2 separate regions of the Homo sapiens genome follow, and region 2 is linked to region 1. A link is a loop called in an ENCODE intact Hi-C map of the cell type or tissue named here. Cell type or tissue: MCF 10A. All regions are shown on one strand. Each heading gives the region's core, and the rest is flanking DNA. Links, peaks and the distances in the headings are about the cores only. Region 1 has its middle 16 kb from the start of ABTB2. Region 2 holds the start of LOC105376622 (a long non-coding RNA gene).

Region 1 (15,410 bases), core at 2,630-10,629:
TGAATTATGGGACAGAGAATCCAGGGACAACTTGATTGTGGTAGTGTTGCCATATTCCCAGACCTAGATGTTTCATATTCTAGTTATCAATTATCTGCTTAAAAAAAAAACAAAATCAACAATTGTGCTCTTCTACCCTGGTATAGAGAATCTATTTCAGCTTTTAATATTCATCTGATGGTTTTATACAAATCTCAAGTCCCAGGCACCTTTCTTGGAAATACGAATTCAGTAAGTCTGTAATGTGATCCGGAGTAAAAATATTTTAAACAAGCATTCTGGCTGGGCACAGTGGCTCATGTCTGTAATCCCAGCACTTTGGGAGGCCAAGGCCAGAGGATCACTTGAGCCCAGGAGTTCAAAACCAGCTTGTCAATATAGCAAGACTCCATCTCTACAAAAGAAAAATACAAAAATCAGGAGGGCGTGGTGTTGGGTGCTTTTAGTCCTAGCTACTTGGGAGGCTCAGGTGGGAGGATCGCTTGAGCCCAGGAATTGAAGGCTGCAGTGAGCTACGATTGTGTCTCTACACTCTGGGGTGGGACAGAATGAGACGCTGTCTCAAACAAACAAAAATTCCCGGGTGATTCTTATCAGGCAAGTTTGGGAACTAAGACATTTGTTTCTTAAACCTCAAGGCACCCCAAAACTGTTTTAAAATGCAAATTCTGTAGCCGTAGAGACTGAGTCCTCATTTGTAACCAGAGGGTCTCAGTTTGATTCAAATGCTTTGGGTCCAGGAAACTTGCAATTCAATATGCAAGTCCAGGAATTTCAGGTGTTCCCGGCAGGTGGCACTCTCAATCATTTAGCTATGAACTTGCACCTAAGAAGCCATTTTTTAAAACTCATGAGCAGGATTTAAAGTAAAAACAAACAAACAAACAAACAAACAACTTTTGAATCTCCCAAGAGGATAGATCTGGAACCACATAACTATTCCTAATGATAAATTCTTTAAAAAATCTGAAAATGTCTCTGTCTGCCCTTAAGCAAGGGTGCTTAATATTAGGAATGATTGTAGACAGCTGCAGCACAGGGATGGATGGCTGAATTGCAGATGGGACTGGAGGAAGTGGTCTTCAGAGTTCAGATAGTAGCCTTTAAAAAAATTATTTCCAGCCGGGCGAGGTGGCTCACGCCTGTAATCTCAGCACTTTGGGAGGCCAAGGTCGGTGGATTACCTGATGTCAGGAGTTCGAGACCAGCCTGGCCAACATGGTGAAATCCTGTCTCTACTAAAAATACAAAAATTTGCTGGGCATGGTGGCGTGTACCTGTAATTTCAGCTATTCAGGAGGCTGAGGCAGCAGAATCACTTGAACCTGGGAGGTGGAGGTTGCAGTGAGCCGAGATCACACCACTGCACTCCAGCCTGGGCAACAGAGTGAGACTCTGTCTCAAAAAAAAAAAAAAAAAAAAAAAAAAAAAGAATTATTTCCATAGGTTTTTGGGGAACAGGCGATGTTTGCTTATATGAGTAACTTCTTTAGTGGTGATTGCTGAGATTTTGGTGTACCCATCACCTGAGAAGTATACAAGGTGCCCAGTTTGTTGTCTTGTATCCCTCACCCCCCCCATTCCTTTCCCCCAAATCCCCAGAGTCCATTATATCATTCTTATGCCTTTGCGTCCTCATAGCTTAGCTCCCACTTATGAGTGAGAACATACAATGTTTGGTTTCCCATTCCTGAGTTACTTCACTTAGAATAATGGTCTCCAATTCCATCCAGGTTGCTGCAAATACCATTATTTTGTTCCTTTTTATGGCTGAGTAGTATTTCATGGTGTATCTATACAATTTCTTTATCCATGTGTTGATTGATGGGCATTAGGGCTGGTTGCATATTTTTGCAATTGTGAATTGTGCTGCTATAAACATGTGTGTGCAAGTATCTTTTTCATATAATGACTCCTTTTTTTCTGGGTAGATAGCCAGTAGTGGGATTGCTGGATCAAATTCCTACTGACACTGTTCTACAAATAGAGAAAGAGGGAATCCTCCCTAAATCATACAAGCCAGTATCACCCTAATACCCAAATCAGGAAAGGACATAACAAAAAAAGAAAACTACAGACCAATATCCCTGATGAAGATAGATGCAAAAATCCTTAACAAAATACTAGCTAACTGAATCCAACAGCATATTGAAAAGATAGTCCATCATTATCAAGTGTGTTTCATACCAGGGATGCAGGGATGGTTTAACATACTCAAGTCAATAAATGTGATACACCACATAAACAGAATTAAAAATAAAAATCACCTGATCATCTCAATAGATGCAGAAAAAGCATTTGACAAAATCCAGCATCTCTTTATGATTAAAACCCTCAGTAAAATTGGCACAGAAGGGACATATCTTAATTATACTAAATGTATAATTAAGTACAGCCAACATTATACTGAATGGGGAAAAGTTGAAAGCATTCCTCCTGAGAACTGGAACAAGACAAGAATGCCCACTCTTACCACTTCTATTCAACATTGTACTGGAAGTTCTAGACAGAGCAATCAGACAGGAGAAAGAAATAAAGGGCATCCAATTTAGTAAAGAGGAAGTCAAACTGTCACTGCTGATAATATGATTGTATACCTAGAAAACCCTAAAGACTCCTCCAAAAAGCTCCTAGAACTGAAAATGAATTCAGCAAAGTTTCAGGGTACAAAATTAAGGTACACAAATCAGTAGCTCTGGTATATACCAAGAGCAACCAAGATAATAATCAAATCAAGAACTCAATCCCTTTTATAATAACTGCAAAAATAAAATAAAATACTTAGGAATATACCTAACCAAGGAGTCAAAAGAACTCTTCAAGGAAAACTACAAAACACTGCTGAAAGAAATAATAAACAACACAAACAAATGGAAATACATCCCACGCTCATGGATGGATATAATCAATATTATGAAAATGACCATACTGCCAAAACAATTACAAATTCAATGCAATTTCCATCAAAATATCACCATTATTTTTCACAGAACTAGAAAAAACAATCCTAAAATTCATATGGAACTAAAAATGAGCCTGCATAGCCAAAGCAAGACAAAGCAAAAAGAACAAATCTGGAGGCATCACTTTACTTGACTTCAAACTATGCTATAAGGCCATAGTCACCAAAACAGCATTGTACTGGCTTAATAATAGGCACATAGACCAATGGAACAGAATAGAGAACCCAGAAATAAGCCCAAATACTTACAGCCAACTGATCTTTGACAAACCAAACAAAAACATAAAGTGGAGGAAAGGACACCCTATTCAACAAATGGTGCAGGGATAATTGGCAAGCCACATGTAGAAGAATAAAACTGGATTCTCATCTCTCATCTTCTACAAAAATCATCTCAAGATGGATCAAGGACTTAAATCTAAGACCTGAAATCATAAAAACTCTAGAAGATAACATTGGAAAAACCCTTATAGGCATTGGCTTAGGCAAAGACTTAATCACCAAGAACCCAAAAGCAAATGCAACAAAAACAAAGATAAATAGATGGGACTTAAACTAAAAAGCTTCTGCACAGCCAAAGAAACAATGAGCAGAGTAAATAGCCCACAGAATGGGAGAAAATCTTTGCAATCTATACTTCCAACAAAGGACTAATATCCAGAACCTTTCTACAAGGAACTCAAACAAATCAGCAATAAAACGCCAAACAATCCCATCAAAAAGTGGGCTAAGGACATGAAAAGACAATTTTCAAAAGAAGATATACAAATGACCAACAAACATGAAAAAATCTTCAACATCACTAATGATCAGGGAAATGCAAATCAAAACCACAGTGTGATACCATCTTACTCCTGCAAGAATAACCATAATAAAAAAAAAATAGATGTTGGCATGGATATGGTGTAAAGGGAACACTTTTACACTGCTGGTAGGAATGTAAACTAGTACAACCAGTGTGGAAAACAGTGTGGAGATTTCTTAAAGAACTAAAAGATAGTAGCTTTTTTAGACTTTTCAATGCATAATTAATTTAAAAACAATCAAGCCTACAAATATAGTGGAGATATGTCTTAATTCAGTAACAAAGGGTAAAAATTGAGCCCCAATTAGGACCTTTTCTTTTCTTTTCTTTTTTTTTGAGACAGAGTTTCACTCTTGTTGCCCAGGCTAGAGTGCAATGGCACAATCTTGGCTCACTGCAACCTCCGCCTCCTGGGTTCAAGTGATTCTCCTGCCTCAGCCTCCTGAGGAGCTGGGATTACAGACATGCACCACCACACCTGGCTAAGTTTTTGTATTTTTTTTTTTTTTGTAGAGATGGGTTTCTCCATGTTGGTCAGGCTGGTCTCGAACTCCTGACCTCAGGTGATCCACTCGCCTCAGCCTCCCAAAGTGCTGGGATTACAGGCGTGAGCCACTGCGCCCGGCCAGGACCTTTTCTTTAAACATTCCAAATCAAAGTAAGGAGTCAAGTCGAAATTGAAGAGGTTTAGTGGGATTAGGGGTGATCCTATTTCAACAGATGAATGCTGGAACACAGTTTTCTTTTTCTTTATTTTAGAGACAGTCTGGCTTTGTCGCCCAGGCCGGAGTGCAGTGGTGCGATCTCGTCTCACTGCAAGCTCCGCCTCCTGGGTTCAAGTGATTCTTGTGCCTCAGCCTCCCAAGTAGCTGGGATTACAAGTGTGAGGCACCACTCCCAGCTAATTTTTGTATTTTTAGTAGAGATGGGGTTTCGCCATGTTGGCCTGGCTGGTCTCGAACTCCTGGCCTCAAGTAATCTGCCCCTCATGGCTTCTCGAAGTGCTGGGATTACAGGCATGAGCCACCATGCTTTGCCTCTGTTTCCTTTTAGTGGGAACTCTCAGAAGTCATTTCCTCTCTGAAGTTTTCTGTAAGCCTCCCAGACCCCTCTGCCAACTCTTTGGTCCCATTTCTGCTGTTATCATCGCTCATCACAGTCTAATGTAACTATTGTTTACTTGTCTGTGTTTCTCCATTTGATTGTGTGCACCTTGAAAGCAGAGGCTATTTCATTTAATTTTGTATCCCTGGTTCCTACTCCGCACAGGCTCTGATTCATGGAAAATATTTAATATTTTTGTTGAATGAAAGAATGACATTTATCATGTAAAGCTAATAATTTGTTTCACGGGTGTATGTCTTTCTTTCCTACTGTTCTGTGTTTCTTGAAGACAGAAACACTCTTTCCCCACTAGAGCTTAGTACACTTTAAACCTAGAATAGATAATAAATATTTGTTGGATTAAACTCAGTTGAGTTTAACTGAATTATGCAGTACTCATTGATCAAAAATAGAAAGCTCTATTTTCTTTGTAGGGCCACACATATTTTGCTTATGAAGATTCTTGGCAAAGGATGTGTAAATACTCACAAAACACCACAATTTGGGACATTTAGAAGACTTTCTCTCTTCAAAACAAGGAAAAGTCACGATCAGGTAGTTAGCTAGAAAAAGGACAGGATTGCAGTGTGGGACATTATTTAGGCCAGCAATAAGTAAAAGTAACCTCAAACATTTAATCTACAATAAAAAATAACTTAATGAAGTAGCTCTCTCACGTACCTTATAACCCCACTATAAAGGCTGTATTTTCCAGGGAGTGAAAGAAAGAGAATCAATGTTCTTTATTCCTGGGCATTATTCGTGTGACATTCTGTAAAGTGATGACTCAGGCTATGGCTGTTTTAGCAAACATTCTGACTCTTAATGACAAGAGCAAATGCCACGTGACTCATCCCATGAGTCTGGTTATAGCCTGCTTTCTGAAATTCTTGAGAAGCAGTTGATGAAATAATACTGATGATGCAACTCTGTCTCTGCTGTCATTTGCTTTTTCAAGGTGTTGAAGAGAGGAAAACAACTGCTCCTTGTTCAGACTTAGCCTGGAAACTGGTGACTAAAGGGGTGTAGTGAAACTTTTGGGGTATAATTTTTTGTTGTTGTTGTCTATTTTTTTTTTTTTTTTTGGAAACGGAGTTTTGCTCTGTCACCTAGGCTGGAGTGCAGTGGTGCGACCTCGGCTCACTGCAGCCTCCACCTCCTGGGTTTCAGCGATTCTCTTTCCTCAGCTTCCTGGGTAGCTGGGATTACAGGCATACATCACCACGCCTGGCTAATTTTTGTATTTTTAGTAGAGATGGAGTTTCATCATGTTGGCCAGGCTGGTCTTAAACTCCTGACTTCAGTTGATCTGTCCGCCTCAGCCTCCCAAAGTGCAAGGATTACAGGCGTGAGTCACTGCGCCTGGCCTCTTGGGGTATAATTTTGAGCACCATTTTGTTTCGTTTTCTGTAATCTGATTCCAAGATTTTTTCTAAAAGTTGATAACTGGGGTCTTGGGTTAAATCTAGCAATTCTCCAGGCACGCTGCACACCAGAAGAGTTAGGCAAGCCATGTTGAAAGCATTGTACCAATATGCCCAGCACAGGGCCTGCTGCAGAAGCCCTGGTTCATTAGTGTTTGTCATTCAAGGACTCTACCACTTCATCATCTTGCTTCTCATTCTCTTTTCTTTTTTTTTTTTTTTGAGCCGGAGTCTCACTCTGTCGCCCAGGTTGGCGTGTAGTGGCGCGATCTCGGCTCACTACAATCTCTGCCTCCTGGGTTCATGCCATTCTCCTGCCTTAGCCTCCTGAGTAGCTGGGACTACAGGCGCCCGCCACCACGCCCGGCTAATTTTTTTGTATTTTTTCTTTTAGTAGAGACGGGGTTTCACCGTGTTAGCCAGGATGGTCTCGATCTCTTGACCTCGTGATCCACCCTCCTTGGCCTCCCAAAGTGCTGAGATTACAGGCTTGAGCCACTGCGTCCGCCCTCATTTTCTTTGAATAAGAATATGGCGGGGCGCGGGGGCTCACGCCTGTAATCCCAGCACTTTGGGAGGCTGAGGCAGGCGGATCACCTGAGGTTGGGAGTTCCAGACCAGCCTGACCAACATGGAGAAACCCCGTCTCTACTAAAAATACAAAGTTAACTGGGTGTGGTGGTGCATGCCTGTAATCCCAGCTACTCAGGAGGCTGAGGCAGGATAATCGCTTGAACCTGGGAGGCGGAGGTTGTGGTGAGCCGAGATCTTGCCATTGTACTCCAGCCTGGGCAACAAGAGCAAAATTCCGTCTCAAAAAAAAAAAAAAAAAAAAGGAATAAAACCCCCAGAGAGTAAGCTGTTCTTTGAACAGGGCTAACATGCTGACATGACAGTCAGCTTGAAGTCCACCAAGATCATGTACAAATTTGCAGCAGGGAACACCCCCATGGTGTCTGGTAAGCCACACTGAGTGCACGCCAGGTAGAACCCTACCAAGAGTGTACTTAGAGAATTGAGATGTAAATGTTGATATCAGAAAACTATTAGGAAGAAAGAAACACCTGGGAAGGTAGTCTGCAACTTATCCCAGGGAGCCTGCCAATCAGGCTTCAAGAAGACATTATAGGCCGGGTGCGGTGGCTCATGCCTGTAATCCCAGCACTTTGGGAGGCTGAGGCAGGTAGGATCACTTAGGGCCAGGAGTTTGAGACCAGCCTGGCCAACATGGAGAAACCTCATCTCGACTAAAATACAAAATGTAGCCAGGAGGTGTGGTGGTGCACGCCTGTAATCCCAGCTACTCGGGAGACCGAGGCACGAGAATTTCTTGAACCCAGGAGGCGGAGGTTGCAGTGAGCCAAGATCTCACCACTGTACTTCCAGCCTGGGTGACAGAAGGAGACTCTGTCTCAAAAAAAGAAAGAAAGAAAGAAAAAGAAGAAGACATTACATTTTAGAGCTAATAGTCATCCTGTGATAGCCCCCAGCCTGCTGCAGGGGTAAAAGTCTTGGAACTTCAGCCCATGGTACATGCCCTTTTATATAATAAACAATTTATTTTAGGATACCTTTAGCTTAAAAAAATTGTGGAGGTAGTCCAGAGAGTCTACATAGGCCCTACACCCAGTTTCCCCTATTATTAACATCTTTAAGAAGGATTAGTATTCATTCTTTTTTGTTTATTTATTTTTTATTTTTTTATTACTTTATATTTTTATTTTTTTTATATTTTTATTTTATATTTTATATTTTATATTTTATTTTATATTTTATATTTTTATTACTTTAAGTTCTGAGATACATGTGCAGAATGTGAAGGTTTGTTACATAGGTATACAGGTGCCATGGAGGTTTGCTGCACCCATCAACCCGTCATCTACATTAGGTATTTCTCCTAATGCTATCCCTCCCCTAGCCCCCCACCCCCAACAGGCCCTGGTGTGTGATGTTCCCCTCCCTGTGTCCATGTGTTCTCATTGTTCAACTCCCACTTATAAGTGAGAACATGCGGTGTTTGGTTTTCTGTTCCTGTGTTAGTTTGCTGAGAATGATGGTTTCCAGCTTCATCTATGTCCCTGCAAAGGACATGAACTCATCATTTTTTATGGCTGCATAGTATTCCATGGTGTATATGTAAGAAAATGTGTCACATATACACCATTCTTCTTTGAATGTTTGATATAATTCACTGTGAAGCCATCTGGTCCTAGGCTTTTCTTTGTTGGAAGATTTTTTTATTACTGATTCAATCTCCTTATTTGTTATTTGTTTGTTCAGCCTATTTATTCTTGGTTCGGTTTTTGTAGGTGGTATATTACTAAGAATTTATTGATTTCTTCTAGGTTATCCAATTTGTTGGCATATAATTGTTCATAATAGTCTTTTATAATCCTTTTTGTTTCTGAGGCACCCTTTGTGATGTCTCCTCTTTCATTTCTGGGTTTATCTGAGTCTCTCTCTCTCTCCCCTCTCTTTTTCTTTGTTAGTCTAACTAAGGGTTTGTCAATTTTATCTTTTCAAAAACCCGACTCTTAGTTGTGTTGATTTTTTCTATTGTTTTTCTACTCTATTCATTTCTGCTCTAATCTTTATTGTTTCATTCTGCTAACTTTAGGCTTAGTGTTGCTCTTTTTTTAGTTCCTCAAAGTTTAAAGTTAGGTGAGTTATTCAAGATTTTCTTCATTAACATAGATATTAATCACTATTAACCACCCTGTAAGTTCTGCTATTGCTGCATCTCATAAGTTTTGGTATGTTGTGTTTTCATTTTCATTTGTCTTGAGATATTTTAAAAATTAACTTTGATTTCCTCTTTGACCCAACGGTTGTTCATGAGTGTATTGTTAATTTCCACATATTTGTGAATGTTCCCATTTTCTTTCTGTTGCTGATTTCTAGTTTCATTCCATTGTGGTCCAAAAAATGCCTGGAATGATTTCAATCTTCTTAAATTTGCTAAGTCTTGTTTTGTAACTAATATGTGATCTATCATGGAGAATGCGTTGTGTATACCTGAGAAGAATGTTTATTCTGCTGTTGGATAGTTCTGTATATATGTCTGTTAGGTCCATTTGGTCTAATGTGTTGTTCAAGTTAGTTTTCTTTTCAAGTTTCTTTATTGATTTTCAATCTGGATGTTCTGTTATTGAAAGAAGGATATTAAAGTTCTACTATTATTGTATTGCTGTTAATTTCTCCTTTTGGGTCTGTCAATATGTGCATATATATTTAGGTACTCTGATGTAGAGTGTGTACAGTATTTATAATTATTACATGTTTCTGTTAACTGTGCTTTTGTCATCATATAATGACCTCATCTATCTCTAGAAACAGTTTTATCTATCTATCTATCATCTATCTATCTATCTATCTGTCTATATCAGTCTATTTTGTCTGATATAAGTATAACCAACCCTCTTCTCTTTTGGTTACCATTTGCATGGAATATATTTTTTCATTCCTTCACTTTCAGCCCATGTGTGTCCTTAAATCTAAAGTGAGTCTCTTGCAGTCCTTTTACATTTAAAGTAAATTGGTAAGTGAGGACTTACTATTGCCATCTTGTTGTTTCTGTTTGCTTGTTTTGCAGTTATTTTGTTCTCTTCCTTACTTTCTATCTTCTTTTGTTATTTGGTGATTTTTTCTTTGTTTTGGCAGTGATTTACTTGGATTCTTTTCTTTTTATCTTTTGTGCACCTATTATTTTTTTTCTTTGTGTTTACCTCAAAGCTGGAATCGAATATCTTGTAGCTATATCTGCATATTTTATGTTTGTAACAATTTAACTTTAATTACATACAAAAACTATACACTTTTGCCCCTGCCACATACATACATATTTTTGTTCTTGTAGCCAGAGTTTATTTCTTTTTATATTGTGTATCCATTAACAGGTATTTGTGGTTATAGTTGTGCCTTTTTTTTTTTTTGATACAGAATCTTGTTCTGTCACCCAGGCTGGAGTGCAGTGACATGATCGTGGCTCACTGCAACCTTTGCCTCCCAGGTTCAAGTGATTCTTGTGCCCCAGCCACTTGAGTAGCTGGGATTACAGACGTGTGCCACCATACCCAGATAATTTTTGTAGTTATAGTAGAGATGGGGTTTCACCAAGTTGGCCAGGCTTGTCTTGAACTCCTGGCCTCAACTGATCTACCCACCTCAGCCTCCCAAAATGCTGGGATTTTAAGCATGAGCTGCCATACCTGCCCCGGTTATATTTATTCTAAATATTTTTTGTCTTTTAACTTTGATATTAGGGTTAAAAGTAATTTATGCAATGCCATTACATTGATACATTATTCTGTATTTGTCTATATATTTACCTGAAGTCAATGCCTGGCTTCAAACAACAGGCTGACTCTCTTGTTAGGGGCTAATGCAGCTCATGACTTTAAAGGGAAGCCAATGCTCATTTACCATTCTGAAAATCCTAGGGCCCTTAAGAGTTATGCTAAATCCACTCTCTGCCTGTGCTCTATAAATGGAACAATAAATCCTGGATGACAGTATATCTGTTTAGAGCATGGTTTACTGAATATATAGACAGTGAGATATGTGCTTTCATATGCTCTCATGTTGCTGTTTATCATGTTTTCATTTCAATTTAAATAACTCCCTTAAGCATTTCTTACAAGACAGATCTAGTGGTGACAAACTGTCTCAATTTTTGTTTGTCTGAAAAAAAGTTTATCTTTCTTTCTTTTTTAAGGATAGTTTTGCTAGGTATAATATTCTTGGTTGACAATTTTTTTTCTTTCTCAGTACTTTAAATATAACATCTCACTCTTTCCTGGCCTGCAAGGTTTCTGCTGAGAAATCCTCAGCATGTGATTCTCCTGCCTCAGCCTCCTGAGTAGCTGGGACTACAGGTGTGCACCACCATGCCCCACTAATTTTTGTATTTTAGTAGAGACGGGGGTTTGCCATGTTGGCCAGGCTTGTCTTGAACTTCTGACCTCAGATGATCTGCCCTCCTCAGACTCCCAAAGTGGAAGGTTACAGGCATGAGCCACGGCAATGTTGTGTATGTTCCAATCACTCTACCAACCAGCCACTCGCTCATCTCTCTTTCTTCCCTTGAGACATCTCTCTTCCTATTCCCTGAGACACAGCAGTATAGAAATTAGGTCAGTTAATAACCTTACAATGGACTCTACATGTTCAAGTGAAAGAAAAGTTGCATGTCTCTTAATTTAAATCAAAACCTAGTAGTGATTAAGCCTAGTGAGGAAAGCATGTTAAAAGTCAAGACAGGCCAAAAGCTAGGCCTGTGGTGCCAAACAGCCAAGCTGTGAATGCAAAGGAAAAGCTTTTTTTTTTTTTTTTTTTTTTTAAGATGGAGTCTTGCTCTGTCACCCAGGCTGGAGTGCAGTGGCACAATCTTGGCTCACTGCAACCTCTGCCTCCTGTGGTCAGGCAATTCTCCTGCCTCATCCTCCTGAGTAGCTGGGGTTACAGACATGTACCACCATGCCCAGCTAATTTTGTATTTTTAGTAGAAATGGTGTTCACCATGTTGGTCAGGCTGGTCTCAAACTCCTGACCTCAGGTGATCTGCCTGCCTTGGCCTCCCAAAGTGCTGGGATTACAGGCATGAGTCACCATGCCTTGTCCAGAAAAGTTCTTGAGGGAAATTAAAAGTAATACTCCAGTGAACACACAAATGATATTTTAAAAAAAGTGAAACAAACTTTCTGCTGATATGAAGAAAGTTTTAGTGGTCTGGATGGAAGATCAAACCAGGCACAATATTCCCTTAGGCCAAGCCATAACCTAGAGCCATGACTTAACACTCCTCAATTCTGTGAAGGCAGCGAGAGGTGAGGAAGCTGCAGAAGAAAAGTCGGAAGCTAGCAGAAGATGGCTCATGAGGTTTAAGGAAATAGGTCATCTTTATAACATAAATGTGCAAGGTGAAGCAGTAAAAGATGATTTAGAAGCTGTAGCAAGTTATCCAGAATATCTAGTTAAGATCACTGATGAAGGTAGCTACAGTAAACAACATATTTTCAGTGTAAATGAAACAGTCTTCTATCAGATGATGTAATCTAGGACTTTCATAGCTAGAGAGATGTCAATGCCTGGCTTCAAAGCTTCAAAGAACAGGCTGACTCTCTCATTAGGGGCTAATGCAGCTTATGACTTTAAGGTGAAGCCAGTGTTCATTTACCATTCTGAAAATTCCAGGACCCTTAAGAGTTATGCTAACTCTACACTGCCTGTGCTCTAAAAATGGAACAACAAAACTGGATGATAGTACATCTGTTTACAGCATGGTTTACTGAATATTTTAATCCTACTGTTGAGACCTACTTATCACAATAAAATATTTCTTTCAAAATATTACTGCTCATTGACAATGTGCTTAGTCACCCAAGATCTCTCTCTGATGGAGATAGATAAGAAAACTAAAATTGGTTTTTTTTTTTTTTTTTTAGATGGAGTTTTGCTCTTGTTGCCCAGGCTGGAGTGCAATGGTGCAATCTCGGCTCACTGCAACCTCTGCCTCCTGGGTTCAAGTGATTCTCCTGCCTCAGCATCCTGAATAGCTGGGATTACAGTCATGCACCACCATGCCTCACTCATTTCATATTTTTACTAGAGATGGGGTTTCTCCATGTTGATCAGGCTGGTCTCGAACTCCCGACCTCAGGTGATCCACCCACGTTGGCCTCCCAAACTTCTGGGATTACAGGCATGAGCCACTATGCCCAGCCTTAAAGTTGATTTTTGCCTGCTAACACAACATCTATTTTGCAGCCCGTGGATCAAGGAGATGATCATTAGCCTTTTTTTTAGCAATGAGGTATTTTTAAATTAGGATATGTACATTGTTTTTTGGAAATAATGCTGTTGCACACTTTATAGACTACAGTATAATATCAACATATTTTATATGCACTGGGAAGCCAACAAATTTGTGTGACTCACTTTACTGCATATTTACTTTATTGCAGTGGTCTGAAACCCAAACCACAATATCTTTAAGATATGACCCTATTGGTGTCTGTGCATTTGAAGAAACAGTCACCTCTTTCAAACTTTACAGACTGTCTTTGGTAGGGAAAGACCTTTATCTGTGGCTGGCATGAGGAAGTAGCTTGATGGGCTCTGGGTGACTCTGGCAGCTGGGGTTACTCTTGGCAAAGACTGCAGGGCCTTAGCACAATGACTGCTGGGGTCCTCGATGGTGAAGCCTGCCAAGTCCTTTTGCTCTCTTTTTTTCCCAACTGGGGGACTCACAGCAGAAGAAATTCTTCTTCACTGGGCTCTGCTTGTCTGGGGAATGAGGTGAATGCAGGCAAAACGCTTCCTACCGTATTCTATGTGGGTGTTCTCAGTTCTTTTAGATTGCTGCATCTTCTTAATTGTACTCCAGAGCTTTCCTGGGGCTATATTTGTCTATGGAGCTTATGAAATTTTTTTTTTTTTTTTTTTTTTTTTTTTTTTTTTGTGGCAGGACAAGGGCTATGACCTCCTAGATTACTACACTGCTAATGTCACTTAGAACATGCACCTTTGATCAAGTTTAATCTTTAGCAGGTAGGACTGAAACCCAAAGCCACAAAAAGCAACTGAGCTGGGAGATATCTATTACAGCCATTGCCTCTAAATCTGACTATGAGAAAAGCATTTCAAATATCACATGACTTAACTTATTGGAATTTGTGGTAAAGAAATAAGAATGAGCACAAATATTTAGCAACAAAATCAATTGCAGTATTGTTAGTAATTATAAAAAGATATAAACATGTAACTGTCTAACAATGGCAGATTGTTAAAAATAAGTAAATATCCATATAGTGGAATAATATGGAGCCATTTAAAGTGATGCAGAAATATATCTTTTGTCTTGAAATATGTTTATGATAATTAGGTGAAAAAAGCAAATCACAGAAATGTTTTTTGTTTGTTTGTTTTTGAGACGGAGTCTCGCTCTGTCACCCAGGCTCACTGCAACCTCCACCTCCCGAATTCAAATGATTCTCTTGGCTCAGCCTCCCAAGTAGCAGGGAATACAGGCATGCACCACCACATCCAGCTAATTTTTGTATTTTTAGTTGAGATGGGGTTTCACCATGTTGGCTGGCTGGTTTCGAACTCCTGACCTCAAGTGATCTGCCTGCCTCAGCCTCCCAAATTGCTGAGATTACAGGTATGAGCCACTGCTCCCAGCCAACATGTGTGTTTTGATCTAACTTTTGTTTTAAAAAAGTAGAAAACAACTTAATATATGAAAGTGCTAATGGTGACAAGACAGATGGGATTACAGTTTAAAAGTAGCGTTTTTTTCCTGTTTGTCTACATTTTCTGATCTTTCTGAAATGAGCATGTATTGCTTTGTTATAAAAAAATAATAAATTTTGAAAATGAAAGTATAGAGCTTGGACCTATTATGTATTATGGAAATAAATGAATGAACTGCATAGCAATTTCTGCTATCATGACATGGGATAAAAATGTTTTAAAAGCATATTTCCCATTGCATTGTGATTTATCTTTTTACCTATCTGCCTCCCTTTAGCTGAAGATCCTCTAGGTCAAAGACTATTATTATTCATCTTTGCTTCCCTAGCATGTAGTTCACAAATTCAGCTGGTGATGAGTAAATGTTGAGTAATTGAGTAAGCAGCACATAAAAGTGTGTCAGAAGACTTAGATATTAGTCAGGGTATGTGTTGACAATCACATCGTCCATCTGATGTGTTGACAATCCCACCATAAAATACATCATGGTAAAAATCCAGTCCACCAGAGGAAGTCCTCGAGATGCAGCTAAGATGAAAGGTCAGGGGCCAAGGGCTGAGGGTAAATAATACATAGAAATCACAGATTTGTGTGTTGTGGGTGCTATATCAAAGACACCATCAAGTTTGGGGATCTTAGTAAGGATTGTAGGAAAACTGTAAATGAAACAGAAATAATAGTATTTTCAAGAGGGGTAAGGAAATGAATGGATACTTGGATGCATTTTTTTTTTCTGGAGATCAATTGAAGCACACTCATCAAAGCCTTAAAAATACGCATGATTTTTGACCTAGCAATTTTATTTCTGAGAATTTATCCTATGGAAATATTATGGACATGCACTAGAAATTAGCTCTAAAGA
Region 2 (15,410 bases), core at 4,454-12,453, 54 kb after region 1:
TTTGTCTTACAGGAAGACTTACAGCAGTATACAAAGTTGTCCCTGCAAGGATGTTCAGGGCAGTATTGTTTGTAAAAGTGAAAACTAGAGAAAACCTATATGTCTGTTAATAATGGAAAGGTTAAGTAAATAGGATGTGTTCACACTGTAGAATGTTATGTGGCAACTCAAAAGAACAAGGTGGAGCTATACATATTAATAATAAACAGGCTGGGCACAGTGGCTCACACCTGTAATCCCAGCACTTTGGGAGGCCGAGGTGGGTGGCTCACGAGGTCAGGAGATCAGGACCATCCTGGCCAACATGGTGAAACCCCGTCTCTACTAAAATTACAAAAATTAGCCAGGCATGGTGGCAGGTGCCTGTAGTCCCAGCTGCTGGGGAGGCTGAGGCAGGAGAATTGCTTGAACCCGGGAGGTGGAAGTTGCAGCGAGCTGAGATCGTGCCACTGCACTCCAGCCTGGGCGACAGAGTGAAACTCCATCTCAGAAAAAAAAAAAAAAAAAAAAAAAGAGAGAGAGAGAGAGAGGGAGAGGAAGAGGAAGAGAAAAAGACAGAAAGAGAGAGGAGTTTGGGGGTGAGAGTGGGTAATAGGAAGCAAGTTTTTGTACATTTATATTTTGTTGTATTCTATTTTACAAGAAGCATATTTACCTATAAAAACAAAAGTAAATAAAAAGCCCCATGGTTAAAAGACACATTTATTTATAACTCTTAAAGTTCAAAGAAATTAGAAGAGTTCCTCCTCCTCCAGTTTGTTACGTAGCGGGTCTTCTCACCACATCATAATCCTGGGACACAGGTTACAGGAATGCTGCTCAGCAAGTGGACACCAGCTATTCTGTTAATCTTTGGCAATGGCTTTCCAACAGGAGAGATGTACCCTTGAATGGTGTAATTATTAAGTTTATTGGAGAGGCTGCTTTCTTCATCTTGTTTTGGAATCACTTAATTGAAGAATGATTTATTCAATTGATGTATAAATCCCTTTTCTCTGAACTAGGGAAATTGCCATCTCAAAACAGAGCCAGTGGTCATCTTTCAGGAAGATTTGAGGCTTGCCCTCACTCTCAGCCTATTCACAGGGCCCTAGGTCTAATAGCCAGTATATAAAACAATCTCATAGCCTATAATATCATGAAATTCACAGTTCTTACCCCCAGATGTCTCATAGATGTGTGATTAGGGACCTATTTCAACTCCCACTCCAATCCCCAACACACAGAATCTGGAGAAATGACGCTTGAAGTCTGACTTCCCAGATTCTTTAGAACAAGACACCTGTATAGTTTTCAGATTTCTCTTCACGTGACCAGTGTAGCAATCTGAAGGTCTGGAAAATGACATATTTTAACCTCTCTTTTAAGGACATTTTTTTCCTTTTAAATAAATAAAAAGAAAAAAAAGTAGGATGTATATAAAGAAAGTTTTTCTCTTTTAGGGCTTTCATACTCAAGTTATGACAACACTGAAGAATTTAATAGGTACAGATTTTCCAGGTGTCATTATGGATTCAATTTCAATTGCATTAAATTTCAGAAAGTTTAATATATATTAGCAAGTCATAGCATATCATTATTTGGAAACTTTTTTCATTGTGAATGAAATCAGTTATTTGCCCTTTATTTTATTTTTTAAAAATAATTTCAACTTTTATTTAAGATTCAGGGGGTAAACGTGTAGGTTTGTTACATGGGTATATTGTGTGATTGCAAACATCATTTAGTGATGTGTCTGATGTAATGCCAAGTCCTCATCAATTCTACTTCACAGTTGCTCTTGAATCAATCCCATAGCGACTGCCCTTATTTCGGCTAACCTGGACTCTTTTAGAGGTGGTTGAACTTGTTTTCTGATCTTCATTTGCTCTCTCCATTTTATGATATTTTTTGATCTTGCTGGAAAATTAATCTTCCTAAAACACAGTTTTGAGCATGCCATTGTATGTTAAAACATTTTCAGCACTTCTCCTTTTCCTATTGAATAAGTCTTAAAAGTCCATACCCCTTAGCCTGTCCTTCTGGGTTGGTAGCATAGCACCTTGAAGGAACCTACCTTTCATGCCAATAACTTCTCCAATAACTTCCATAGATTCTAAGTTCCAGGCAAACTGAATTAGCCCTGTATTTCCCAAACAGTGCTTTACTTCTTCTCTAGGTTACCTCCTGACATATTATGGTTGTAATTTGAAATTTCTTCAGAGCTTACCAGCCTCAGGATGAAAATAGAACCACATTGACATCAATACCCAAATTTCACTTCTTCATCAGACACGGAAGTCCAAACCTCTACCAAGTCTCCTCCCAGATATTTATGAGAATCCCAGCAAGGAAAGATATTAAAGTGGTATCTAAATTGGCCAGGACTGCTGCTACTTTGTTTTTCTGGGTCCCAGGGAACCTCCCATTGTTTCTGGTCAGTGCCACTGGGCACCATGTGCACCCCAGGCCCAACTGGTGCCATCATGGGCAGAGTGTGGAAGAATGGCTCTCTCCCTTTTATGTTGCTATCTGTTATGATGGCATGTCATAGCAGTGTTGCCTGGGCTCCAGTGTGTTACAGAATATAGGAGAAGAAGTCTTCCATCTTTTATTTTATAGCACTGTCTCTCCCTTGGAATTAAACTTGCACCCAATGGTTGCACAGCACAGAATCACCGCTTCTCCTTCCTAACTCAGGCTTTATTCCTGGGTCCAGCAATTCATGCTGTTTCTAGAATGAGTCGTTTCATAAGAGGATTCTCAGGGCCCTGCAAAAAAATTTGTGTTAGACCTTTCTACGAGTTTACTAGACATGTAAAGATACATATACATCCAACTCCTGACAGGGCATCCAGTTGATGTGGTTAATAGGAGACATCTTAGCCTTCATGCAAGGGGACTTTCCTTTTGCCTCCCCCACCACTTATGATACATACTCAGACATTCTAAATCTTAAAGATGGACTCTGTTCAGGCAGGTTTTCTGTTTACAAAAGAACACATAGCATTTATATAAAGTTTAAAAACAGGCTAACTCTCCCCTCTGTATATTATGTATAGAACACATATGTTTGATTAAACCATAAAAGAAAGCAAGGGAGAGGAAGGGGAATATCAGGGAAGGATATGCGAAAGGTTTTACCCATATTGGTAAGATTCTATTTAGGCTGAGTGGTGAATCACAGATGTTTGATTTTATTATTCTCTATAATATGTGTATGTATTGCATATATATAAATTATATCATATTCAAATTTTTAAGTATAAAATATTTCACAACTAAAAGCCCTGACCAAAAAAGACATTTAAGTATTAGTCTGCACTCCTGCATTTGTTTCCTATACCTTTGTTTCTCTTTCTTCATGCATCTGCTTGGTGTTTTTTTTTTTTTTTCGAGATGAAGTCTCACTCTGTCACTCAGGCTGGAGTGCAGTGACGTGATCTCGGCTCACTGCAACCTCTGCCTCCCAAGTTCAAGTGATTCTCCTGCCTCAGCCTTCCGAGTAGCTGGGATTACAGGCACGTGCCACCATGCCCCGCTAATTTTTGTATTTTTAGTAGAGATGGGTTTTCACCATGTTGGCCATGTGGGTCTCGAACTCTTGACTTCAGGTAATCTGCCCACCTTGGCCTCCCAATGTGCTGGGATTACAGGCATTAGCCACGGTGCCGGGCCGTGCTTCTGCTGTTATCTACAGTGATCTCCAAGTTCTGAAGAACCCTTCTCATGTTTGCCTCCTTTTTCTTATCTCAAGGGCTGCTCTTCTGCTTTCTTTTGTGATTTCCCCTGTGCTTCCTTCCTGATTGCTAGTTTCTTTATTCAGCTCATGTGAATTTGCTTTTCACCTCTTTGGATTGCACTGCCAGTGTTTGGAAGTTCAGTTACTTTCCCCTCTTTGTTTTTGTTTTCTGGAATAGTCTACTTACAAGAATCACGGCTATTAGACCAGAGTGCCTCTGGGTTTTCTATTTCCTCTTTTTGGTGATGTTTGATAAAGATGCCATTTCAGATATCTTATTTTATGGGCTACTCTGTAAACAACTGTGGGAATTGGAGTTTTGGCAGGCTTTTAAGAGATGTCAACACTGCAATGAAGTGGAGGCAGCCGTTAAGAAAAATGCTTTCTTAAAAGCTTCTCTTTGGAGAATTTCTGCTGCTATCTACCGCAGCTAAGAAGGCCTAGAATAAACATCCATGGAATACTGTGGAATACATGGGATATCATGTAGCCATTAAAAACGATCATGGAGATTTTTATTTGTCAACATGGAAAGATGTTTATGACATATTAAGTGAGAAGCACAAGTTATATAGTATGTATATATGTAATATTTGTAAATAATATATATGATCTCATTTTATTTAAAGCCTTCTATATTTAAGTGCATAAACATTCATAGATAAAACTAGAAGAGTATTCATCAAATTGTGAAAAAATATTAACAATGGTTATCTTGGGATGGTAAAATTTGGGGGTGATTTTGGGAGGTTAAATTTATATGATTTTCTCTATTTTCTAAAGCACTTGAAGGGAATATATATGGCTTTATAAAAAACAGCATATTAGTATCATTTCAATTTTTTTAAAAAGAGGCTTTTGGTGAGATTAACAAATTTCTCTTTTAAATATTTCATTCTTTCTTTTGAAAAAAACTATCTGAAAGTATTATTTCTCCACCCTTTTAGCATAACACTTGAGCAGATTTTACAGTTAAAAATCATGAGTATTCTATGGATTGTATTGGTGCACACGTATAGACAATTGCAGTAAGTTTTAAGTCCAGTTTGCCTTCCTCAGGTTGTGTGGTGAAGGTCCTCCTCAGAGATAACGGAGCGGGAAAGATGGGCAGATTCAGCCTGGAGCCAACATCGCTGGGGTGACAGTGGGGTGGACACAGCTGTCACCGAGAAATGGCCTGAGGGAAGGCAGTGCAGCCTCCTAGGGTTGCGTGATTCCATTCAAGGAAATGGAGATGTGTGAATTTCCCCTGAGGGCTTGGCAGGGCACTCAAGGTGGAAGTAAAAGCTGCCCTAGCACTGTTTCATAGGACAGAAGTATGCTCCACTGTTCCCACCTCGACTTCAAAGACACAGTCAGTGGCGGTGGCAGTTGTGGCAACTATGGTGGTAAGGTGACCAACTATCCTGATTTGCCAGGGACTTTTCCCATTTTAACACTGAAAGTCCCACATCCCAGGAAACCCCTCTGTCCCAGGTAAACCAGGATGGTTGGTCTCCCTGTACTGTGGGCACATCAACATGATTGGGAGAGGTACCTCACTGGGGCGGTGAAAGCTTGTGGAGGTGATGGCAACTAAACGAGAGGAGGCAACAGTTGCCATGGTGACGATGGTGTGGTATTAGGAGAGATGCCAGGATGTGGTGGTGCCCCTGGCAGTAGAAACCTGGACTCCAAGTGAAGAGTCGAACCAACAGCTCTTGCAAGAATGGCTTTTCAGGCCAGACATGCCTGTAATCCTAGCACTTTGGGAGGCCAAGGTGGGTGGATCACCTGAAGTCAGGAGTTTGAGACCAGCCTGGCTAACATGGTGAAGCCCTGTCTCCACTAAAAATACAAAAATTAGCTGGGCATGGGGGTGGGTGCCTGTAATCCCAGCTACATGGGACGCTGAGGCATGAGAATCACTTGAATCCGGAGGTGGAGGTTGCAGTGAGCCAAGATGGTGTCACTGAACTTCAGCTTGGGTGACAGAGTAAGACACCATCTCAAAAAAAAAAAAAAAAAAAAAAAAGAATGGATTTTCAGTTTTCCCACTGCTGTTGTAACCAGGAAATCCAAAGCATTGGGATGGAGGTAGGGGCCAGTAGTGGTGGCTGGGACTCCAGGAATTACATCCAAAGAGGCCACATGTCTCTTAATGATCCCTGTGTACTCACATCCCTTCCATTGTCCTTGCCTCACACCTGGGATGGGGAAGCATTAGCTGGCACTTTCCAAACCCTACCCTTCTTTATACAGCTTTTAGGGGCTACAGTCACCTTTAGCTTTTTACACACATCATCCTTTATCTTTCTTGTTCACGTTCCTCTTTTTTAAAAAAGATATTTGATTAAGATCTTTAAGACCTGAAACCATAAAAATTCTAGAAGAAAACCTTGAAAAAACTCCTCTGGACATTGGTTAACATAAAAAATTTATGACTGACCCCAAAAGCAAATGCAACAAAAACGAAAAAGCTTCTGTACAGCAATAATAATAATAATAATCAGAGTAAACATACAATCCACAGAATGGGAGAGAATAGTTGCAAACCATGCATCCAACAAAGGATTTATATCCAGAATCGACAAGGAATTCAAACAAATCAGCAAGAAAAAAGCAAATAATCCCATCAAAAAGTGGGCAAAGAACATGAATAGACATTTCTCAAAAGAAGATATACAAATGGTCAACAAACATATTTTTAAAAAGTGCAACATTACTAATCATCGGGGAATGCAAATTAAAACCACAATGAGATATCACCTACCCCAGCCAAAATGGCTATTATTAAAAAGTCAAAAAACAACAGATGTTGGTAAGGATGTGGTGAAAAAGGAATTCTTATATGCTACTGGTGGGAATGTAAATTAATACAACCTCTACAGAAAAGAGTATGGAAGTTTCTTGAAAAACTAAAAGTAGATCTACTATTCAATCTGGCAATCCCACAACTGGCTATTTACTCAAAGGAAAAAAAAAGTCATTAAATCAAAAAGATACATGCATGTATATGTTTACTGCAGCACAATTCACAATTGCAAAGATACGGAATCAACCTAAATGCTCGTCAACTGATGAATGGATAAAGAAAATATGGTCTACATACACCATGGAATGCTACTCAGTCATAAAAAAGAACAAAAGAAGGTCTTCTGCAGGAAATTGGATGAAACTGGAGGCCATTATTCTAAGTGAAGTAACTCAAGAGTGGAAAACCAAATACCACATGTTTTCTCACTTGTAAGTGGGAGCTAAGCTATGTGTATGCAAGGACATACAGAGTGGTATAACGAACATTTGAGACTCAGAAGGGGGAGGGTGGAAGTGAAATGAGGGATGGCAAACTGCTTATTGGGTACAAAGAACACTACTTGGGTGATGGGTGCACTGAAAATTCAGACTTCACCACTATACAATTTATCCATGAAACCAAAAACCACTTGTACCCCTAAAGCTATTGAAAATATATATAAAATATTGAAAAAAAAATATATATAAAGGTCCTCAGTGCTTAAAAAAAATCAAGTGTTTTTTTAAAACTTGCCAGACAATGGAATATATTTTATAGAAAAAAGTCGATTGAGTAGTTTCACTGAGGGGGTACAAATCAGCGGTTGTTAACGGCCACAAATTAAGGATTGAAAACTAGCACTGTGGATAGAGAGGAAAGAGTCCACAGGCCTGTATGTTGGTTAAAACAAGTCCTGTGGTTCATTGGTCAATAAACAGTTTTCAGTTAGATTCTTTGAGGGTCTGGCATACCTGAATCACTCAAAATTTATGGTCCTAATCAGCCACAGCAAGTTAGAGCCAGTTATGATGAAACACAATGTTCAGTTTTACTGTTTCCTGAGTAAGTATTGCTCTAAAAATACTTCCTTTTATGCTTTACAATCAGAGCTGAATTTGCCAGTTGAGCATGAAGGTTTCTTGTAGCCAGGCCTCCTTCCCTCCACCTCTGGATAAATGTGCTTCTACTGAAGCTGCTATTTTTTGTTTATTTGTTGTTTTTGAGACAGGGTCTCACTCTGTCACCCAGGCTGGAGTGTAGTGGCACAATCACAGCTCACGGCAGCCTCAACCTCCTAGGCTCAAGCAATCCTCCCACCTTAGCCTCTGGAGTAACTGGGACTACAGGCGTGTGCAATGATGCTCAGCTAATTTTTAATTTTTTTTTTTAGAGACAGGGTCTCACTATGTTGCCCAGGCTGGTCTCAAACTCCTGGGCTCAAGCGATCCTCTAGCTTCTGCCTCCCAAAGTGTTGGGATTACAGGAGTGAGCCACTGTGCCTGGCCTGAAGCTATTTTAATCCATGCCTTATCCACTATTCTTTGGATTTTGCAAATTCCCTCCTTTTATTCTGGACAAACAGTACTTTCCTCCGAATTTCAGAACTGAGATCTAGTCTTGATCAATATGAGTTTTCTCTAATATCTTTGTTTCTTCTTTTTTTAAATTGACGAAGGTAGACTCTCTAATCTCAATGTTTATCTCTTTAGTTTCCTTCTAGGCCTTCCTTCACAGCCAGGTCCCCACAGTGAAATCTGTCCTTAGCCCGACTGTGCCATCTGGGGCTCTCTCAGGGAGACACTGGTTTTGCACTCCAGGTCATTGTTTCTTTTAGGTGCATAATAGCATAACATGATAGCACATCTGCATTTAATTATGATTCCGTCTTCCTGGCTCCACGTTCACAAATTTCTAAGCCTTTGGAGAGAAGGAATATTTGCTACAAACATTGGCTGCAGTGATGATGTTGTCATCTGCTTTTGATTTCCTAGATGTAGCCATAAACAGATGCAAAGTTTGGCTAAATGGTTGGGAGTGGAGTGTTTGGACCATCTGACAGGGTGTAGATAGGACTCTCCACATGTCTGCAGTCATAATTTTGTCCATTTTTTTTAAGTTTTTTGTCTTTAAAAATATGCCTCATCACTTCTTTTTCTTCCTACACTGAACTGGCACAGAATAAATAGAACCTTGACTTTGGTTTCACAATGTATGTGGTGGATTTCATAGACTTTTGTGTTTCATAACACAAAAATGTTTGACCTTTGCAAATGATTTCTTTTCATCTTTAGGTCACAGAGCTTTCGTGTTGATATATTTGAGAGGGGCAGAGAGTAATAACACAGGGTAATATGATGTAAGGAGGACAAATGCCTTTTTCTGTTACAAACCACACACCTCCTCTGCCTCCAGCCAGTGCAATGCTTTTGACCATAAACTTCGTTGAATCTGTCCATGTAGCCTAGAGTCAGCCACTGCTGAATCATTCTCCCAACTACAATGCTCCCTGGAGCGTTCATTACAGCACTCAAGAGTTTTGATGACTGGCACTTTTGGCATCTTTTTTTTTTTTTTTTTTTTTTTTTTTTTTTTGTCGTGGGCTTCAGCTGCCCCAGCTCCTTTCCAACACCCTACTTTCCCTTGCTCAAGGGTTACTTTAGGGTTGATGATTACTGAGGACACTCAACAGAAGCTCAGATGTTTGAGGAATGCAAGTTGTTATAAGATAAGGTGCTTTCTTGCACTTAGTTAACTTCAGACATCAAGACTTGTGTTGCTAGGGTTCTTGCTAACAGAACAATACACAGAATAATCTGTAAACTTAATAGCGCAAGAGATGGCATGTTCCAAACATCACCAAAGGCAGCCATAAAATCAGGGCCTATTTTGAAAATTGTGACTGATATTTATTAAACTAATGTCAACCAATTATACTGTCATAAAAAAGTCAGAAACGATGTTCATTGTCAAGTAATTCCTTATCTCAGGATAATAAAAGGCAAGCTTAGGGTACATTTTGTCAGATGACTTCAGGGTTTTATAAGTATTAACACATTAAATCTCATAATGTATAAGGGTTAAGAAAATAGTTTGGTCATTTCTCTGTGTAGCCTGTCTGGTTAACTGTTTATATATTCCTACTTTTTAACTTACTTATTTATTTATTGAGACAGGGTCTTGCTGTCTTGCCCAGGTTGGAGTGCAGTGAGCTATCATCAGTGGACTGATCAACCTCTACCTCCTGGGCTCAACTGATCCTCCCACCTCAACCTCCTGAGTAGCTGGCACTATAGGTGTGAACCACCATGCCCAGCTAATTTTTAATTTTTTTTGTAAAGATAAGGTCTCACTATGTTGCCCAGGCTGGTCTCGAACTCCTGGACTCAAGAGATCCTCCTGCTCCAACCTTCCAGAGGTCTGGACTTACAGGTGTGAGTTGCCACCCCAAGCTGTATTTCTTTCTTTCTTTTTAAGACAGGAGTCTTGCTCTGTTACCCAAGCTGGAGTGCAGTGGCATGATCTTGGCTCACTGCAACCTCCGCCTCCCAGGTTCAAGAGATTCTCCTGCCTCAGCCTCCTGAGTAGCTGGGATTACAGGCATGCAACACCATGCCTGGCTAATATTTTGTATTTTCAGTAGAGGCAGGATTTTGCCATGTTGCCCAGGCTGGTCTCGAACTCCTGAGCTCAGGCAATCCACCTGCCTCGGCCTCCCAAAGTGCTAGGATTACAGGTGTGAGCCACCTTGCCTGGCCCTAACCCGTATTTCTATCTTTTAATCTATGTAACTTCTCTGTGTCTCAATTTGTTTCTGTAAAAGTCACTGGGTCCAAGGCAAAACGGTGATGTAGGTGAAGTTTGAATTTAATGTCTTCCACTTCTTCCTCATCTTCATGTGGGGGTCCTCAGGTTGGGGTGAAGAAGTAACAAAAGTGAGAGTGTCCAGTTCTTGCTCTCAGCTACTGAATAACTTGTAATGAAGGTATTACCTGAGATGCTCATGTATGACTCACCCTAGGAATATACGTATACTTATTTGTAAATTTTTACTTTGATATAATACTAAGTTGCAGAAAGTTACAAAAATAGTATAAGTAACTCCAGTTTACCCTTTACCCAGATTTTGCTCTATTTATTTTGTCAAGTGCTTGCTCTCTTTACTTACATGTGTATATGGATATATATGATGTATATTTTTTTCTGGCCCATTTGAGAGTAAGTTGCAGACATCATGCCTCTTTACCACTAAATACTTCAATGTGTATTTTCTAAGACACAAAAGAAATCTCTGATGTAAGAGATTACATAACTGCAGTCTAATGATCAAAACAAGGAAATTTAACATTGATACAATATTCTTATTCATATTAAGTTTATGGCCCATATTAAATTTCATAAATTGTCTCCATAATGTTTCTGAAGTCTTTTCCGTCTGTTCCAAGACCCAGTCCAGGAACACTCTTCATACTTAGTTGGCATGTCTCCTTAGTCTTTTTTAAACTGGAACAGTTCTTTAGTCCTTAACTTCCATGATCTTGATATTTTGAAAAGGCCAGTTGTAGACTGTTCCTCAGTTGGAGTTTGTCTCATGTTTCCTCATGATTAGATTCAGAGTATGCATTTTTGATAGGAATGCCACAGAAGCGATGTTGAGTCCTTCCTGGTGTACCATGTCAGAAGGTTCATAATGGGGGTAATATATCTATTTTTTTTTTTTTGAGACAGAGTTTCACTCTTGTTGCCCAGGCTGGAGTGCAATGGCATGATCTTGGCTCACTGAAACCTCCACCTCCCTGGTTCAAGAGATTCTCCTGCCTCAGCCTCCCGAGTAGCAGGGATTACAGGTGCATGTCACCATGCCTGGCTAATTTCGTACTTTTAGTAGAGATGAGGTTTCTCCATGTTGATCAGGCTGGTCTCGAACTCCTGACCTCAGGTGATCTGCCCACCTCAGCCTCCCAAAGTGCTGGGATTACAGGCATGAGCCACTGCACCCGGCAATATATCTATTTTTTAAAAGAGGACTCTTTTTGAGAATATGGGAAAGTACTCAAGTCCTAAAGGAAAATATATTTAAAAATGAAATGGGAGGGTATCTGTATTTGAGCCAGGCATCTGATCAAATTCTCCCTCAAATCCCTCAAGGCAAATTGTCACTTACTCTGGTTATTTGTAACATGGTTTATCCCGGTATTACCTCATCTATTAATTCACTTGCTTGTTCATTCATTTAGTCAAATATCCTGGGTGCCAGAAAACTGTTGCAGGTGCTAAGAATAAGCAGAAAATTCAAAACCAGAAACAAAACCCACCAATCCTCATGGACTTCTATTCTAGTAGGAGAAATACCCAATAAACAAATGAAATCGGTTATATAGTATGTTAAAAGGGAGAAGGATCACAGAGAAAACACAAAGCAGGGAAGGCATGACAGGAAGTGCCAGAGGAAGCTATAAGATTAAAAGAAGTGGTCAAGAAAGGTCTTCCTGAGAAGACAACATGGTAAACTACAGGCCCCCAAGCTGAGCCACGTGGCTTCTGGCTTCTTTTGAGGATGCAGAGTTTAAAAGGGCATTAAGAGAAAGATGATACAAATCCTAATATTGTATCATCTATAATTTGCCCATCGAGTAAGTTGTTTCACACCTCAGGGGCCAGCCAGACAAGAGAAAGGCAACGGTGATTGTTATTCATTGACATTTAGAATATTGGGTGGGATGGGATTGGGAAAAATCCCAGTACAAAGTTTCAGAGAATTAAGCTAGTGCTTGCTAAGTAGTTCGTTTATGTTGCTTACAGAGCTAGCCACTGCTTTCCCCAGCTCTGGCTCAAGGATGGGGAAATCCTCTGACAATGTCATGTGCAAGAAGGATGTTCATCTTGCCTCCAAATCCAGTATCAAAAAAGTATGAATGGGCCGGGTGTGGTGGCTCATGCCTGTAATCCCAGCAGTTTGGGAGGCTGAGGCCGGCGGATCACTTGAGGCCAGGAGTTCGAGACCAGCCTGGCCAACATGACGAAACCTCCTCTCTTATAAAAATACAAAAATTAGCCGTGTGTCTGTGGTCCCAGCTACTGAGGAGGCTAGACAGGAGAATCACTTGAACCCGAGAACGGAGGTTGCAGTGAGCGGAGATGGCGCCACTGCACTCCAGCTTGGGCGAGAGAGTGAGACTTTTATCTCAAAAAAAAAAAAAGTATGAATGGCAGAACAGAAAATATATGATAAGAAGAAACAAGAAGAATGAAGGCAGCAGTATCTTAAAGAACAATAATCATATGAAAATAGATTGCTTATGGGAGATGAATGTGTAAAGAATGGCCTTAATTTCATTTGTGAGGCCCCACCAGGAGCTAAAAAAGGAAACAGAGAAAAAAGAAAACAGGAGAGAATGAAGACAAATTTAAATGGCAGAAAGAAGCTCCATGAGAAAAATATGCCAAAGATCACATAAACAAAAAAAATTAGCCCTTTGATATTCAGGTTAGAAATATGAACTGCATTAAATGTCACAAATGGGATCATGTCACTGCAGATTGAGACTGTCCTTTGTTTGGTCTTTCTGGAATCAATGCAAGTTCAGTTCCCACTGATGAGGCAGGTAGGCACTAGACATGATTTATTTGTTTCAGAATTTATATAGAGGACAAACAAGGAAATAAAATAACGTTTCTCTTTATTTTCTCAGTTAAAAAAAAAGAAGTAAATAGATCTTCATTTTCAGGTTGCCTGGAGCAATTGCTTTCCACATCTGACACAAGAAGGAGAATTTTGCTTCATGTCACAGTGTCTCAGAACTGAATCTGTTTATGTCCACGTATCCTGGAACAGGAGCTGCATATAAGATGATACAGGGCAACAGGTCCTCTTGCTTGGTGGAAAATGATTCTTTGAATGAACTTGTTTAGCTAAGTCTCTGCCTGCCCTTTGCTGTCAGGAAGGAGAGGCAGCTAGAGATCTTCCTCCTCCTCCTTCATCCTTGCTGCTCTGCAAGCTGCCTCTTCTCCAGCACTCTCATTCCTGCCTTTGGCTGTTCCTCAATCCCATGTGGCTCTCTAGGCCTGTCATGCTCTTATATTACAAATCCATAACAACTTCCCATTTTTTGTCTTTTAAAGACTGAGAAGAATGTCATTTTCTTGTGGTTCTTCTCAACTATGTGGGTACAAAACATGGATTTCACAATTGCTTTACTCAGGGTGCTTCCCGTAACACCGCGTCTTCAGGTGGGCAGAGGGTAGTGCAATGCTGGAGTTAAATTCTAAGAATGTAGAACACTCACTCAAGATCTTCCTTTATTCCTGCCCACTTTGTCACAGGCAGAACAACGTAGGAGTGGAGATGTGATCTCCAGAGCCACACTGTCTCGTTCGAATCCTGGCCCCATTGCAAACTATCTGGGTAACTTCGGGAGGTTACTTAACCTTTCTGTACCTTAGTGCCCTCAGATGTAAAGTGAAGGTAGTAAGAGTCCATTCCCTCTTATAGGATTGTTATAAGGATTAGATGGGTTAATATTGGAAAATCCCTCAGTGTAGAGCCTAGACATAGTAAGAGCAATATTAAGTGTTTGTCAATTAAACAAAATATGTTTTGAAAGGATGGTTTTGTGGGATAGGAAGGTTTGGTTTAGGGCAGTGGTTGGCCTTTGTTCATCATAATGTGACCTTGGAGCCAAACTTCAGTGTCCAGAGGCAGTCTCTGAACTACAGCACATCCCGCAAGGATGAGTATAATAGTATATCCTACAACAAAGTTTGCTGTATTTTCTGAACAGCGTTGCAACTCATACAAGAGCTACATGGCACTCCAGAATAAATAGAAATACTAATAATCAGATAATACAGATAACTAACTCATATGGTTCATATAATCTTCCCTAAACCTCCAACTACCCTTGGAGGTCAGTGTGGCCGGTGCTGCTGATCAGCCACCGATATTCACTTCCCTTTTCTTTTATAATAGAATGCCTGAGTTTTGTCAAGCCCATGGCCACCCAGCCAGTGACTACATTTCCCGGTTTCCTGTATAGCTAGGCATAGCCATGTGACGAAATTCTGGCCAATGGAATGTGAGTAGAAATAAAGTGTGCTATTTCCAAATTGTGCCCTAAAAAGGAAAGGACATGGGCTCCCTTTGCTCCTTTGTCCCCCTTCCCACTGGCTGGCATGCAGTTATGATCAAGTGAGCAGCTACATTGGACTCAGAGATGGAAGCTATGTATTGAGGATGGCAGAGTTGCCTAACCAGCCCTGTACCATTTAGGTCTGAAATGCTTTATTGTGAGAGAAATAAGCTTTGATCTTGTCTATGCTATTTTGTTGGTTTTTTGGGAGGCTCTTTTTGTTATAGAAGCTTGGGTGATACCTAATATAGAAGGTGTTACTATCTCCATTTTACAAAAGCAACATGGTAGCTTAGAAAAATTAAGTGACTTGCCCAAGTTCACACAGTTTGTAAATGGCCATGGTGGGATTTGACCCCAAGTGCTCTGATGCTAGCGCTGGGGCTGTTAACCATGTACCATGCTATTTTTTCTCTTGAGCCCTACTAGGTAATGATCTGGGTTTATGGTAAAGAAAGGGAGAAGAGAGCTACCTGTTCCGTTCCCCCTAGTTGACCATTCCTAGCTATGACCAATGGTTCCACCCAAACATGTATACTTCATAACTATTCATTTCTCCACAGATGCATAATTGTGTGTGCTCTCAGTCCATAATGAATGTGTTGATTGTCTATGAGGTTTGACTTTTTATTTTTATTGTCAGAGTACAAGAACCCATGTCTGGTTTCTGCAAACAGACTTAAACCCAAGGTCAAGCCCAGGTGCAACATTTAAAGCATAAACAAGGGAGGCAAGCAAAATACCTCTGAGAGAGCAGCACTGGAAAAATAACTTCAATCCAAGCATG

The links. A loop is a pair of places that touch in the nucleus more often than their neighbours do. Peaks named below come from ENCODE experiments on the same cell type or tissue, not always from the same donor. Only the 100,000 strongest peaks of a DNase experiment are listed, where the experiment ranks them.
Region 2: it touches region 1 in a loop (4-fold over the local background); 10 of 110 quality-filtered maps call a loop at or near these places.

What each region holds. Positions count from the first base shown.
Region 1 is chr11:34,365,927-34,381,336 of GRCh38, forward strand. No RefSeq gene overlaps it. Among named protein-coding and RNA genes, the nearest start is that of ABTB2, 16 kb to the left of the region's middle. RefSeq lists a cis regulatory region at 5,536-5,911. In MCF 10A, for the core only: no CTCF peak of the experiment used is centred there; a DNase peak (open chromatin) is centred at 5,785.
Region 2 is chr11:34,418,549-34,433,958 of GRCh38, forward strand. It overlaps LOC105376622 (a long non-coding RNA gene), which reads left to right and starts at 13,741. Exons shown (of 3, transcript XR_931180.3): 1 at 13,741-13,899; 2 at 14,464-14,569. It also overlaps the pseudogene CIR1P3. In MCF 10A, for the core only: no CTCF peak of the experiment used is centred there; a DNase peak (open chromatin) is centred at 8,973.